Regions from separate parts of the Homo sapiens genome. Here region 2 is linked to region 1. A link is a loop called in an ENCODE intact Hi-C map of the cell type or tissue named here. Cell type or tissue: PC-3. All regions are shown on one strand. Each heading gives the region's core, and the rest is flanking DNA. Links, peaks and the distances in the headings are about the cores only.

Region 1 (8,563 bases), core at 268-8,267:
GGCTCCTAAGTGCTTCTGCGGTGGCAGTGGCTTCCTCTGGCAAGGGCAGGCTCAGGAAGGTAAGACCGTCTCTCCCCTTGTGGCAGTCTTTTCTGTTCAGAGAGGAAGTGGCTGTGCAGGGCTTCGGGTTAACGGCTGGCAGTGTCTATGAAGGGCTGGATGTCTGGAGGTTGCAAGAAATAGAACTTAAAGTATATATATATTAAAAAAAAGAAATGCTCAGTCTTATCTCAAGAGACACAGGTCTATTAGAGACTCTCTATTTGTTTGTACTCCAAGCACCAACTGAGAAATAGATTAGTTGGAGCTTCATTCCTGCCTCTTGTCTGGCTCAGCACATATTGGTCATAAAACATATTCTGGTTGTAATATAGAACTTTATATTCTGACTCTGAAACTTGATAAACTGAAATTTCAGTGACACCAGCATTCATGGACATTGTGGCTAAAAAGAGAGAACTTAGGAAATATACTGATGTGTAACCACCAGAAAAAGGCTTAATGTAGGGTCTAGCAAACCAAGTTCAAGGACGTCATACCTGCACCCATGACATGCCTATTCCAAAGAGGCAAAAAGCTATAGAACAGAGAAGTCAATGGCTGGTGAGTTCATGGTGGTGTCTCGGTGTTGGTGTTAGCTCTGTTCAGGCTGTTAGAAGAACACACAGCGGAGAAATAATCCAGTCAATGATTCAAGGCAATCGTCTTGGAGGAAGTGACTTCTAAATTGGTCTATGAAGGAGAATCTCCCCCATTCCTGGAGTCGCCCAGTCCAGACCTCTCTGTACATTTGCACCAGCAGTTTATCCACAGTGCTGCACAGCCAGCTGCAGTCTGCACAAAAAGAGCAGCTGGAAGAACAGATGAATACCAGAGAGAGAAATGGTATTCTGGGTAGAGTGACCATTGTAGATAAAGACCCAGGAGTGAGTCAGCAGTGGACATATTTGGGGATGTGCGAGAAATGGGATGTTTCTGGAGTAGATGCAGGCAGTTGTGGTAGTTGAAGGATAAGGGAAGTCAGTGTTAGAAAGGTGGGGGATATGCAAAGGTCACATCATGGAGGGGCTGAGAGACTTGCAAACTAACATAAACTTGAGACTTTAGCTAGTTAATAGAAATAAACCAAAGGGTTTTAAGCTTGAGGGAGTGGTTTTGGGTGGGAGCAGGTGCAGGCTTGCAGGTAGGGTGGCTACTTGGAAGGTGGCTAAAGTGATCCAGGTGAGATCAGTGAAATTAGAAAAGTTAGTAAAATTTGTGAGGAATTTAGTACTTAGAAAAATGCAGGATAGGGTAGTGGATTTGGTGTGGAAGGAGAAAGTCAGAGAGAGAGTGAAGATCAGTCTTGCATCTCTGGCTTGGGCATTTGGACCATCTGCTGAGAGGAAGAAAATAGGAGGTGCTGGGTTTCATAAATAACTCCAAACATGGTGTTCCTCCAAGTGACAAAACCTCCAGAATAAATAGGACCTGGAATACAGAACCAAATATTGTTGAGACCCATTAGATTGTAAATGGAGTCTTCAGTTTGGGCAACAGTTTAGTTGAATTTAAAGATTTAAGCTCCACAAGAAGAAAGGATGGGAGAGTGTACCCTGGCACTAGACCTAACTCAGTGAGCTTGTCCTGCCCAACTTTGAAACCTCATTGGTACAGCAGGTAGAGGATGGACCCCTGGTTCCACAGAGTGGCTGCATTGCAGAGTCCCTGAGGCTGGCGTGTGGGGAAGGGCTTCTGTGGGATGATGGAGGAAGTTTATCCTGTTGGTCGGTGAGGGGTCTCCTGAAGGAGGAGTCTCCTTGTTCTTGCAGCTACCCTCTGTTTTTGTGCAGAGAGCAGCTGGCTGTGCAACACTGTGGATAAACTGCTGGCACAGAAGTACAGAGAGGTCTGGTTGGGGCTGGGCGACTCCAGGATCAGGGGGAAATTCCTCTTCTCTTTTCGAGAGACTTTGTACCCTTCAGGAACATCTCCCTTATCAGTCACCTCAACATTCATTGAATAGTAGATCTGCCTTAAGCCCAGCCCTGGGTCTTGTCGATACCAGGACATATACTCATGGTTCATATTCTGAGAACAAGTCACTGTTAACTTCTTTCCAGTCACTGTGATGAGGTATCTTGGGTTCTGGGTCACTTGGGCTTCCAGGGGGCCTGTAAAGGAAGGGGACAGAGTTAGAGGCAGCGCTGAAGGGGATCTCCAATGCTTAAGCCTTTAGGAGATGCCTTGGGCTGAGGCCTACAAAATAAGGCCAAAAGTTGCCTATGTGTTCTGGGACTCACCTGCTCCTAGAAGGCAAAGGACCACATAGCCAAGGAGCTGGGGGCCCATGGCAGCATCAGGCAGGTGTCTGCCAGTTCTGGGGGCTCCAGGTGGTTTCTGTAACGTCTCCACCTCTTCAGCTATTTGGGCCTCAGAAACATTTTCAGGAGAGAAACCACTCCCACTTCAGCTCAGAGGGCTGAAGTGTACAAACGCAACACAGCCAACTCAGGCTGAGGACATTTGTAATCAATGTCATTTTCCTTAATCTGTGAGATTCCTTTCTTTATACATGTGCCACATTTTCTTATTAATACAGTCTTGTACAAACTGTCAAATATTTATGTATTTTGGATCTCAGGGTATAAAGTGGTGTAACACATTTGATTATCACTTAGAAGTGTGAGAACATAAAGCTTATAATATTGAAAGCTGCATTATCTTTTTTTTTTTTTTTGAGACAGAGTATCACTCTGTCACCCAGGCTGGAGTGCAGTGGCATGATCTTGGCTCACTGCAACCTCCGCTTCCCGGGTTTAAGCAATACTCCTGCCTCAGCCTCCCCAGTAGCTGGGATTACATGAAAGCTGCATTATCATATATTTTGAAGTCATTTCTACTCTGGCAGAAAAAATTTCAAGTATATCCCTGACTTCATTTATCCACTGGTATATATTTTTAGTCACTACATTTTAAAAGAGTCTAGGGTGTAAAATCTCAGATTCACATCATAGATTATTTTGCTAGTCTATTGCTGTTTAAAATCCAAGACACACAGCTTCTTTGCTCTTTAGCAAAATTGACTTAGTCATCATTGCTAGAGCTAGCAGCTGTTTCCACCAAAGATGGTATCTGGAGCATCTTTCTTCTTTTCCCCTTCTCTGTTCTTCTCCAGAAGAAGCTGGTGAAAGGCAGAGGCAACACCTGCTTCCTGCAGTAACCTCAGAGCCTTACCAGCCAGCTCTGCTTCCTGCCTGCTTTTGGTACGTGCTTTGCTTTCTTGCCACTCCACAGCTTGCTGTACATGGAAGGTATCTGTCCCTGGATATCGTGTTGTAGCCAGGCAGTGTTTGGGGCCAGGAGTGTCAAGCTTCTCTTAGATCTTCCAGCAGCTGCTGGTACTGCTCTCTTTTCTGCCTGAATATGTTCTTCCTACATTGAGGTGACTTTCCTAGGATTCCCCAGAATGCCTTCCTCCTCGAACACCTTTGAACTTTTCTTAATTTTTAAAATTAAGGTATAGTTGATGAATAAAAATTGCATATATTTACAGTGCTCATTGTGATTTTTGACACATGTATACCTTTGAATCCTTCTTGTACTTTGTAGGAACGAATGTATTCCTGGATGGTGGAATAGAAGGAGGCTACCCCTTTCTTCCCAAAAGCTTCCTACCACAAGTAGAGCCTCACAGAGCCCGTCATTGTTTTTGCCAAATCATTATCATCTCCAGACAAGAAGGAGCCCCCTTCCCGGTTTTCAGGCCTACTCTCAAACCTCAGAGATGAGTTCCTTGCCCCCAGACCCCTTCATGGTGAGAGGTGCAGCTCTAACAGTTTCCATTCCATGCATTGAGAAAGGAGTGATTGCTATCAGGACCTTAGCTCTGATCTAAGAGGAGTATTCTCTCTTTTTCTATTTCTTCACCACTGCTTTCTGGAAAAAAATGTAGGGAGAGAGCTTGGCTCTACTTCAGCCACAGGTGTTTGCATTTTCCTGGCAAATCCTCCATATCCTAGCTGTGAATTCGGGTGTTCTTAAGAGAGGGAAAACAACTTTCATTCTAAAAACCCACTGCAAGTAAATAATTTCATGTTACTTAGTAAACCTTGACATCCAAATAGCAAAATCTTTCAGAATTTACTCGCGTCCACATAGCTCACTATTAGTGGATATTGGATTTCCCAACATTCCGTGGTGTTTCAAAGTTGAACAGGTACATAATTACACTTCAGAGTATTATAATTTTTCCCAATGTCTTTTCATATTAGATTAATTCAAGATTTAGGAGGTAGCTAATTCTATATTCTGTCCCTCTACCAGCTAATTCACTCTCCTCAGCAATGTGGTTTCTCCTTCTGTGTTCCTTTGACTATGAGGCTATTCTGCTCTCGTTTCCTTTTCTACCTCAACCAAGGTACTAAAATGATGCTGTTAGCCTGAGGCTCCAATAGCCTTACAGTAGGAGCCAGTTGTTTTACTTTCCCACCCTTCCTCCCTACAACCTTCCCTCTGATCTTTTCTACCCAATTCCACCATATTTAGGAATTCTAGAAACTTATTCTATTCCATTTCCCTAATGTAGGGCAGACTCCTATGTCCCTAACAGCGGGAATGGAAAGTAAACAGAACCCTCTAGACGGCCGGGCACTCTGAAACATCTCCTTCATCTTTGCATTTTGATGAAAAAGCATTTCATTCTACGCCATGCCATCCCTTCCTCTCCTTCATACTTTTTCGGTCTTTGCTCTCTTCCTTCTCTTTTTAGGGACTGCTCATCCACCCAACCGGGGCAACAGTATCCCGATAAAAGCAATTAAGCTAACACCTACTAAACTGATGAACCATTTCCTAAAAACCCCTGTAAGAGAACCTACGCCTTGTCCCTTTAAATATAAAGCAACCTTTTTTTGTTTTTTTCTATGTGATTTTGAGCCCAGGAATAGACTGCAGAATTCTCACCTCACTTCAAATTCTATTTCACTTACGCTCAGGCCATTTTAGTTCTGAGAGTCACTCCAGTTTATGTATTTTCTTGTACTATATGATTAGCTTTTGAAAGACCCCAATGAGACATATTTATATATCAAGTTTTTAAAATTGATAATACAGTATTCAATTTTATCAAACTTTCCCTCCCACCATTATCTGAATTTTAATGTTTATATTACAGGAATATGTTAGTGCCCTCTAGTGGAACATCGGAGTGGTGGGCTGAATGGTTCCTTAAAGATGTCCAGGTGCTAATAATCCCTGCAACCCGTAACAGCTGTGGATGTTCAGTTAGATGGCAAATGGGAATTAAAGCTGCAGGTGCAATTAGGGCTGCTAATCAGCCGACCTTGAGATAGGAAGCAGTTCGTGGATTACCCAGGTGGGTCCAATGTAATCACGCAGGTCCTTAAACGTGGAGAGCCTTTCCCGGCAGTGTTTAGAGGGAGCTGTGAGTACGCAAGTAGGGTCAGAGCAACAGAACGTGCTGCCTTTGAAGATAGAGGAAAACAACCCATAAGGTAAGAAAATCGATTCTCCCCTGGAGCCTTCAGAAAGGAACCCAGATCTGCCGACACCTTGATTTTGGCTGGGTGATACCTATGTTGGTTTCTGAACTACGGAACTGTAAGGTGATACATTTGCATTGTTTTAAGCCACTAAATGGGTGGCAATTTGTATAGTAGCAACAGAAAACTAATACAACCACCAAGACCAAAAATGTGTGGTCAAATGTGTAAGAGGGCAATTAGGATGAAAACAGTAAAGGAACGAGTAAGATCGGAGTGCAGGGTGTCTGGGGCATCTTGAGTGTGTGTGGCGGCTCATAGGTTAGGTCGCTTCACCCCTGGGGTTTGTCATATCCGCTCAGAGAGGATGTGGCTGCACTGATAGGCTGCTGCTGCAGAGGGTCTCAGAGTCTGGTTAGTGCTGGACGATTTAAGGGTTGGGAAAGATGATTATTTTTTCCCTTTTTTCTTTTTGGTTGGAATGACTATGCTGACTCAGGGCATCTTTTTCAAAGCTGCCAACTTCAGAAGAATAATTAATAGATTAAATTTATCCCCAGCCCTGGATCTTATGGATTCCAGAACGTTTGGTCTGGTTGATAGTCTGAAAACATTCCGATACAACTTTCCTGCCTCATCTCAGGGTCTGTGTTACTTTGACATTCATGAGCCTTTAAAAGAAGGATGCAGAAAAGTGACTACATAGCCCACCAGGAAACTCATGTGAAAGCCACGAGGAAGAGCCTGTTCCCAGAGCCTGGACACACCAGGATGGTGATTATCCCATGTGCGTTCTGAGAATACCTGCCCCTGTGAGCCACAGGCCACACACAGATGAGTGTCCCAGCAGCTTCTCTCCAGATTAGGTCATTTCCTCACAGAGCCTTACCAAGATATGCACTTTTAGACCAACTTAGTTCTAGAAGAAATGGTTTTTTTCTGTTCTAAATATATTCTAACAGTTTTGTTCTCCAAAATACATCTTTTAAAATTTGTTGAGTTGGTTTCTTCTGAGGCCTCTCTCCTTGGCTTGTAGATAACAATTTTTTTTTTTCTATACCTTCTTTCTGGTCTTCCCTCTTTGCATGTCTGTGTCCTAACCTCCTGATAAGGACACCAGTCATATTGAATTAGGGCCCACCCTAATGACCTAATTTTAACTTAATTATCGATGTAAAGACCCCATCTCCAAATATAGTCAGTCACATTATGGGGCACTGGGACTTAGGACATCAACATATGAAATGAAGAAGGTAGCACAACTCAGTCCATAACAATGGAAATAATAAAAGTACTTACCTTACATATTTGTTGTGGCAATTAAATGAGTTGCCATGAATAAAGAGGTTAAAGGATTGCCATGCATACAGCTATTCAAAATATTTTCTCCACTGCTGCTTTTATCACAATACTTTCTTAAGTCAGTGCCAGTCTCTGTGTTAAACTACTCACATATTGTTTCATTCAACCCTCACCCCACTTCTGAGAGGCTTATATTATTTACTTCATTTTATAGATGTGAAAACTGAGGGCTTAGAGGGCTTAAGTCACTTTCTAAAGCTACTAAGTGCCAGAAACTGTCTGACTGCAAATCCTGCACTCTCAACCATGATGTGTAAATATTTCCATTTCTCTACATGCTTTATGGTAAATGTGATGGTGAACTTACTGCTTGACAATTTGACTTTTCAATTTCTTTTAGGAATTATTTTCCAATCACTCCAGTTTCTACACCTAAAACAGAATTAATACACTTTCCTTTGCCTGTGTTGTCTCTTGGTGTCATCTCCAAGTTACTGGTGGAAGGTATCTTGAGTTATCAGCAGTGAATCCCTGCTGGTCTGCAGCAACCTCAGTTCTTGCCTCCTCAGAAGAAAATTCCACTGAGGGTCATAGAGCAGAAAAAGAGACCAAGACAAGTTTTAGAGCAGGAGTAGAAGCTTATTAAAAAGGCTTTAGAACAGGAAAGAAAAGAAAGAACACTTGGAAGAGATCCAAGCAGGTGACTTGAAGAGCAAGTGTGGCATTTAACCTTGATCCTGGGGCTTCATAGGCGGCCATCTTGTGCCCCTTTCTCATTATTCTCCCCTTAGGATAGGCTGCCCGAATGCACAGTGCCCTCCTTACACTTCGGAAGTGAGCATGCGCAGTGTGTTTAGGAAGTTGTATGCATGCCCATCTGACGCTTTCTTCCTGTTTCTGTTGGAGTGTCCCTGGAAGGTCGTACTCCACCCTTTTGTCTCTCAATGCACATACCTGGGTTCACCTGCCCAATACCTGAGATTTTATTGGAAACCTTCTTTGCTTCTCCTTGGTGCCTGCATTCAATTGACACTTTAATGTTAACAGCTGTGGATCAGCAAGAGATTGTACCTCCCTATCTCAGGCTGCTGAATTATGCATTATTATTAGAGAGGCAACGTTATAATCTCTGAATCAATACCAGATTGTCTGACATTCTGGGCGGTGGGGGGAAGGGAGCCCTCTCCTGCCCCACTCATGCCTAACTAACTACCTGTAACATCCAGGCGCCCCATGCTGCCTCCCCACATTCCTTGCAGGCTCAGGGTGAACTTCCCAAGCAGGATTGGCTTTGTTTACATGCTATGATTTCCATTATCAATGGCAGGAATCTGTTACCTTCCTTTTTCTACCCTTCTTTAGTTTTGCTTTTAGATTATTATTACAGCAATTTTAGTCAAACTGAATGTGTACTTGTATCCAGGTTGGCATCTTAAATTGAAACAAATATCATTCTATATGTGTTCACTTTCTAAACATTCATGTTTTATGTATAGATTTTTGTGAATGGTACATGGTTTTAACTGTTTAGACACTCCTACAGAAACAAACATAGGATATAATTCTCTTGAGGGGCAACGTGCTAATTTCTTGTGCAAAATGGGTTTCCATTTTTATGCTTCCATTGTGTGGGAGGGAAGCTGGACAGTGAGTGAGCTTCCTCTCTGAAATTTCTGATGACAAGAACGGTTTCTACTCTCCTGCTGTTCAGAGGGTCACGTTCTGTGTTTTTTGTCATAACCTCCTTACCTTCCTCGGTGGCAGCACTTTCATGACTG
Region 2 (8,281 bases), core at 1-8,000, 130 kb before region 1:
TTAAACAAATTAGATAACACAGAAATACGATGAAGGTCCCAAGTCAACAAGACTCCAACTTTAGGATGAGGACTTGTTCTCAGATTGTCAACATTTTAGCCAGAGCTCCAGCTATGAGGTCTACAAATTTCAGGCAAGAAAAAGAAGGGAACAGGATTAAAACGCTACATCCAGCTGAATTAGCACTGTTCAAAGAACCTTTCTGGAAGATCCATTCAGTGACTTCATATGTATTATTGGCCAGGACAGTGTCACGTGACCACCCCTACCTGCTTGAAACCTGCAAAATACATGCTGCACAAAATGAAATTAAAGCTGTTAAACCTAAGAGAGGAAGAAAGAAAGCGTGTTAGCCAGGGGAACAGCAGCCTCTGCCACAAATGAAATAAAATGATCACGGTAATCTACATTTTTCCCTGCAATCAACAGAGATCTCTATCTCCTTTTTATAGGATATACTTGCTGGTACTTTCCCCCAGACCACTGTCTTTACATAGGTTTAATGCTCAAAGATGGTCCCCAGGAAGTTAGTGGAGTGAAGGGAAATGCTAGGAGTGTCCTCTTTCTAAAATAACCATGACATGATCTCAAAAGAAAAATAACAAATCCTTTGCAGTTACCCATACAAACAATAGGACTTGAAAACATTCTAGATTTTAATAAGATTTTGGGCAGGGCAGTCCTCATATGCAGAGCAGAAGTGATCAACACTCCACACCATTCTTTGCTCCTTTCCTGGTTTGTATCTTTTCCATTCAGGTGCATATAGGAGATGGGATGATCTATGATGTGGAGCAGATGGTCCCCTGGTCGGCTCTTCCAGTAGAATGCAGTCTATTTCTGGAGCTGCGCCTCCAGATAGTGCTCTCTGAAAACATTTGCATTTCCTAAACTGAAAGGGTGGCCTGCATTTCTATGAGATCTGCCTTCTACTTGTAGATGTGGCTGACACATTTCCTGGTTCCCATATTCTCTTGTCTTATAGTATACGTCTCTCTCTACATTCAAATGGATTCTGAGAATCTATCCCATCAGAACTTAAAGCACCACCGACAAAGTGGAGCTAGTCAACATGAAGAATGAGTAAACAGCAACGACAGCACTTGAGATCTTTTAACAATCTGAAGCAAAGTAGAAAAGGAATGAAGATGTAAGAGTTCAAAGAAAAAGTCTTCACTTTATATTCTTAATGAGTTAAAAGCAGATGTGGAAGCTATATTAAAAGGTTGAGATAAAAAGGGACAGTGGCGGGGGGAAGACAAACATAACAGTCAGGCAGGGCGTGGTGGCTCACGCCTGTAATCCCAGCGCTTTGGGAGGCTGAGGAGGGTGGATCACCTGAAGCCAGGAGTTTGAGACCAGCCTGGCCAACATGGTGAAACCCTGTCTCTACTAAAAATATGAAAATTAGCCAGGGAATCCTAAACTTAAATTTAGAATTCCCGGTATAATCAAATTCCCCGGCACGGCCTCTTCTCCTCTGTCTTACTTTGAAATAAACATAAACATTGCATTGGTTTTCTATCAATGCCAGAAAAAATCTTAGTGGTTGAAAACAACACATAATTATTATCTTACAGTTCCAAAGATCAGAAGTCGGAAGTGGACCTCCGTGGGCTAAAATCCAGGTATTGATAGGGCTGTGTTCCTTTTGGAGTCACTAAGGAGGGTCTGTTTCCTCACTTTTCCCAGTGTGGTTCTTGGAAGCCACTGTATTCCTTAGTTTGAGGTCTTCTCCTTTATCTTCAAATCCAGCAACATCTGGAGTGCAGTGGAGCAGTCTCGGCTCACTGCAAGCTCCGCCTCCCGGGTTCACGCCATTCTCCTGCCTCAGCCTCCCGACTAGCTGGGACTATAGGCGCCCGCTACCATGCCCGGCTAATTTTTTGTATTTTTAGTGGAGACGGGGTTTCACCGTGTTAGCCAGCATGGTCTCGATCTCCTGACCTCGTGATCCGCCCGCGTCGGCCTCCCAAAGTGCTGGGATTACAGATGTGAGCCACCGTGCCCGGCCTCTTCTTCCGCTTTTAAGGACTTGTGTGATTACTTCGGGCCCCCCGGGATAATCCAGGGTTATGTCCCCATCTCAAGGTTAGCTGATTAGCAACCTTCATTTTCCTTTGACATGTAAATGAGCGTATCAACAGGTCCCAATGATTAGGATGTAGACATCTTTGGGACCAATATTCTGCCTACCACAGACATGAGGGCTGGAGTTCCAGCACCATATTGGCATCTGAGCCAAAGCTAGCGACCATATACTTCTAGACTTCTTGTTGCATGAGGAAAATAAACACCTGTGATTGCAATTTGTGTTACTTGCAACTTCACACATCTCTAATAGATACAGACGCAGACATTAGATCTTTAGCCAAGGGCTAATTATTCTCAAAAGGCAAGATGAGGCCATTTTCAAATCTGCAATTCTTAGAAAATTTGCCACTCAAGTCTGTTTTCCAGCAAGATGCATTACAAATGTGCTCTGAACAATTAGGAGATGAATAATCAATTGCATTCTTCATTAGGGAAGATGTGATTGAGAAAAAGTGGTTATAATCACTTAAACTATCTAAAATTGTAGGATAAATAAAACACAAAACAAAATACAAACTTGCAAATCATGAATCAATAGTAAGAGGAAAATTAAGTAATTGAGGGTAATTATGATGACAAAAGTAAAATATCATATGTAAGTATAATAACAAAGTCTGTTTTTAAAAGAATATTTTAAATATCCAGGTTGTCATAATGCAAAATATAAAAGAGAAATAGCAAAGACAGGGATGTCATCAGTGAAAAATTCCTTGACATCCATCAGAGGAAGTCAATAGTTATTGCAGACATAATTAGGTAAAAGAATTTTAATGTTCTAAGATAATCATGAAAGATTATCTTTAAAATAGGGTGTTAGCCTCACAAGTCATGGATAAAAGATACAAGCAAATGGACATGGTTCCTTCATCCAAAAGCAAAATAGGTAAAAGATAACAAGAAAGCCTTAAAATACAGAAAGCATAATTAAAGTGACAGATGTCAAACCAAGTACAAGGTCTTAATAAGCATAATATTCCAGAACAATTCTATGGTAAGTCATTGGAATAAGTACGTCATGAAATTTCTTCATGTAGCAAAAAACTTCTCTCCCATTTCATAATACACATAAATGTTGTCTATTGCATTTCTAGAAACATTTATGTAAAAGAAAACACAATTTTTTTGTGTCTTACATAAAAGAGACACAATATTTTGGGGGCACTTGACCATTTCACTTTTCAAATAGCAATGCAACCATCAGTGACAGTACAAATGAATGCTGTTAAAATTAAATGTATAATTTTGAAATATTTAAATCATGGAGTTTAAATAAACATACTCACACACGTAATTGGAGGGGGGGAATTGCCATCCCTACCCTGTTTCCCACCTTTTCTCTTCTCCTCCTCTTCCCTGCACCTTCACAACCCAAGGAGAGACAGGAAGGTGATGTTGACTTGTCTATAAAATTGATTAGGCTCTTACAAGCAATAATTTCAAACTTCATCTAAGTCTTTGTGTAGCTAAAGCAGCAATCATGAAAAGGTATATAACTTGAAAATGAGCCCACTTTTTATTTATTAGAAACCTAAAAAGATGCAGTTTGAAAGTGGGACACGATTTTTAAAATCATGGTCTACTCATATTTAAATTCAACAAAAATATAGGCATAAAATTTTAATCCCTTTAAGTGAAGACATGAAATTATTTATTTTCATATTGGAAAATAGAGTAAATTCCTTAACTGGATATATTCCTTCCTTCAAAGTAAATTAATGAAGAAGAGACATTTGATAGATAATAAAAATCTAAAATATAATTAGTTCAAATTACAGAAATTTCCCCCGTTAACTGTCATTAAATCCCCACTGACAACTCCAACTCCCCTTCCCTTCTCCTGCCACAAATCTTTTAATTGCCTGGAAGAAATTTTTCTGATACTGCTCTTGATTATAGCGTAAATTACTAATCTTATTGTGGGCAAGGTGGGCTTCACTAACTGTTAGATAATTAGGTTCTTCTTCCTTGCAACTTTATTCTGTACTATTTATGAGAATTAATAGGTGGCCTTGGGAGTTTTGCTTTTCTGAATCATCATGACCTGTTGGATACTAGAAAAAATAAAAACTGGCATATTTATGACTCACATTGGTTGCAGGATGAGGAAGAAGAATGGATTTAGTGTCACCCTATATTATGCTGCTGGAAAACCAGAGTAAATTGAATAACTCAGAATTACCCCAAACAGACTTTAAATGCCAGACTAATTTAACTCCAGTCCATCCTTAAAACATCAGTTATCAGCCCAGAAGTTAGCCATCACATACACGGTCAATTGATTTTCTACAAGTGTGCCAAGACTATTCAGTGGCAAAGGACAATCTTTTCAACAGTTTTTTTCCAGGGAAAACTGGATATCCACATGCAAAAGACCAAAGTTTGACCCTTATTTTATAGCATATACAGAAATGAACTCAAAATGGATAAAAAAAAAACCTGAACTTCAGAGCTAAAACTATAAAACTCTTAGAAGAAAGCATTAGGAAAAATCCTCAATAGATTGGATTTAGCAACACTTTTATGAATATTATACCAAAAGCACAGGCCACAAAACAAAAAGTAGATAAATTGAACTTCATCAAGATTAAAAAAATTTTGTGCATCAAAGGATATTATTAAGAAAGCAAAAACACGACCTAACAAATAGGAGAAAATAATTTCAAATTATATATCTGCTAAGGAATTAATATCCAGAATATATAATGAACTCCTAAGACTCAACAACAAAACACAAAGCAATTCAAAAGTGGTCAAAAACTTTAATAGACACTTTTGCAAAGCAGATATACAGTCCAATAAGTATGTGAAAAGATGCTCAGCCTCATTAGTGAAATGAAAATTAAAATCATGGGGTATCACTTTATGCTTTCTAGGATATAATAGCCATTATATATAAAAAATATATAATGACTATTATATAATATATATGATATATATTATCTATTGTATTACATATATAATATATATTATTATATTGTATGTAATATATAATAGCTATTATACAATATATTATATATAATAACATATAATTTTTAAAAATAATAATATAATTAAAATGTTTTAAAATATAATAGCCATTATATTTAAAAAAACAGCAAGTAAAAAGTGTTGGTGAGGATGTGGAGAAATTGGAACTTTTGTACATCACTGGAGGGAAATGTAAAATGATGCAGCCACTGTGGAGAACAGTATGGCAGTTCCTCAAAAAATTGAATGCAGAATTGCTATATGATCTAGCAATTCTATTTCTAGGTGTATACCCAAAGGAATTGAAAATAAGGACTAGAACAGATATTCGTACACCCATCATCATGGCAGCATTATTCACAATGGCCTAGAGGTGGAAACAATCCATGCCCATCAACAGATAAATAGATAAGCAAAATGTTGTATACAAGCACAATGGAATACTATTCACTCATAAAAAGAATGTAATTTATTTATTTATTTATGTTTATTTATTTATTTTTGAGATGGAGTCTCGCTCTGTCACCCAGACTGGAGCGCAGGTGGCATGATCTCAGCTCACTGCAAGCTCCGCCTCCCGGGTTCATGCCATTCTCTGGCCACAGCCTCCCGAGTAGCTGGGACTATAAGAGCCCGCCACCAAGCCCAGCTAATTTTATTTTTGTATTTTTAGTAGGGACGGGGTTTCACCGTGTTAGCCAGAATGGTATGTGTTCTGTATTAGTCTGTTCTGTGTCACTATAAAGGAATACCTGAGGCTGGGTAATTTATAAAGAAAAGAGGTTTATTTGGCTCACAGCTCTGCAGGCTGTACGTGAAGCATAGTGTCCACATCTGCTTCTGGTGAGGGCCACAAGAAGCTTCCAGTCATGGTGGAAGATGAATAGGAGCCAGCAGAGAGAATGGGAGGAAATGCCAGGTTTTTTCAACAACCAGATCTCGCATGAACTGACAGACTGAGAACTCACTCATTACTGCAAGGACAGCATGAAGCCATTCATGAGAGATTTGCCTCCATGACCCAAACACTCCCCACTAGGCCCACCTCCAGCATTGAAGGATTACATTTCCAAATGAGATTTGGAGGGGAAAAAGCATCCAAACTATATCATGCTACAAGATGGATGGATCTTGAAAACATACTTAGTGAAATAAGTCAGAGACAGAAGGACAAATACTGTGTGATTCCAGTTGTATCAGTGTCTTAGTCTGTTTAGGCTCCTAGAACAAAATACCATAAACTGGTATTAACAACAGAAATTTATTAACAACAAAAATTTATTTCTCACAGTTCTGGAGGACGGGAAGTCTAAGATGAAGACACCAACAGCTTCAGTGTCTGATAAGGGCTCGCTTCCTGGTTCACAGATGGTCATCTTTTTGCTGCATCCTCACGTGGCAGAAGGGTAAGAGGTCTTTCTTGGGCCTCTTTTATAAGGCCATTAGTCTAATTTATGAAGTCGCTGACTACATGACCTAATTACCTCCCAAAGGCCCTACCTCCTATTAGCATCCGCTTGGGGGCTAGAATTTCAACATACAAAACTTCAGGGGACCCAAACATTCAGACTGTAGTGATCAGGTAGCAAGAGTAGGCAAATCTGTAGCGACAGAAAATAGATAGAAGATACCAGGGGCAGAAGGAGGAGTTATGGTTTTATCTGTAGAGAATTTTTGTTGAGGATGCTGAAAACATTTTGGGTGTAGACGGTGGCAATGGTTGTACAACATTGTGAATATATTTAATGGCAGTGAATTGTGGTTAAAATGATAAATATGAAGTCATGTATATTTTACCACAATAAAAAAATCTTAGTTCACAGGTTGCTGTTTCAATCACACTCACTCACAGAAGACTGTTTTTTCTTTCATCATGTTTCCAATTGTAAATCTGTATTTATTTGTGTGGTTTTTGACGATTGTCTTTCTCCTCCCCAGGACTGATGTTCCATAATGATTTCCAAGTCAGATTTGCTTACTTATCTACTAATAGTATCTAGCCCATTGAAATAATTCAGTATAAAACATTTTTACTGAAATTAATATTTTTAGTAATAAGAAAGGAAAATAAAATACAATCTTGAGTAACACATCCATTGCAATTATCTAAATCTTTTCTAGCAGTTACATTTATAGAGATGAATAATTTTAATAGGTCATTTAAAAATATAATTTGGCAAATGTGGCATGACTAGGCCACACACAAACACAGATAGAGAAATAAGTCTAATTATTCTATTGTTACATCACATAATTATCCACGATCAAATTATGGATTGTAGAAAGGATAATTATTCCTAATGGTCTCCAAAAGCCATCATTTGCTTTAATTTGAATTTGGTAGCAATTGAGCAAAGCAGCTGATTACAAAGGGGCATAGCAATGCATTCTGATTTTATGTAATTCATTCTGAAGACTAATAGCGATGGTAAGTTAACAAAGTTTCCTACGAGAATCTATACATATCTTGTAATAGACTTCAAATAAGCCAAGTGAGTGGGAAGTATTATGAACTTTTATATCTTATAATTAGAAATAACTTTGTATGCAACTGACGGTTCTAAGAGGTCAACAAGAAAAAAAGGATGAGGTCTGCTTCTATTTTTAGTTTTCTTTTCTTATTTAAAACTAGACAATTTGAGATTCTAGAATAGCTTCCTTGGTGAATGCTTTAAACTCTGAACACTCAGAAGTATATTGACAAAATTTTATTCTGTAAGCATTTTTATAAAACAATTCTGCTTCCAGTTAAACACCTTTTTCTTTTTTTAATGTTAGTGGTAGTGGTAATGGTGGTGGTGGTGGTAAGGATGGTGGATCCAACACTCCTAAAAATGGGAACTTTCTGTAATTTACATTAATTATATTGAAGTTGTTTTATTATATGTCAAATGTCTACTTTTGCTTCGTCTGCTTTATGAGTAATAAGTGTGTTCTCCAGTTATGTCAGTCTATTTTTCCAAATGGAAACAAATAATTTCATGTGTTTATAAATAAGTGACTAGGGCCTTTAAGACTTTTTGTTGGAACTCAGATAAGTTTGTGTATGATTATAATTTGAGCCTTTCTCTGTGATCTAGGGTTTTTCCGTCTGCTAAATGCCACTGAATAATAATAATAATAAAAAGGCTGCTAAGAAACTAGTTGGCAGAGAGACAAGCTAGTTTGTGAGACATTCAAGATTCTAAGTAGAAGTTTGTGTAAAGTGATAAAGAACGTT

Evidence for each region. Peaks named below come from ENCODE experiments on the same cell type or tissue, not always from the same donor. Only the 100,000 strongest peaks of a DNase experiment are listed, where the experiment ranks them.
Region 2: it touches region 1 in a loop (4-fold over the local background); 2 of 110 quality-filtered maps call a loop at or near these places.

The regions. Positions count from the first base shown.
Region 1 is chr7:142,709,157-142,717,719 of GRCh38, reverse strand. It overlaps TRB, the pseudogene TRBVB and TRBV27. Among named protein-coding and RNA genes, the nearest start is that of PRSS1, 36 kb to the left of the region's middle. In PC-3, for the core only: a CTCF peak has its summit at 5,166 (motif pointing left); a DNase peak (open chromatin) is centred at 5,199; H3K27me3 peaks cover 557 bases.
Region 2 is chr7:142,843,442-142,851,722 of GRCh38, reverse strand. No RefSeq gene overlaps it. Among named protein-coding and RNA genes, the nearest start is that of EPHB6, 7.5 kb to the left of the region's middle. In PC-3, for the core only: no CTCF peak of the experiment used is centred there; no DNase peak of the experiment used is centred there; H3K27ac peaks cover 408 bases.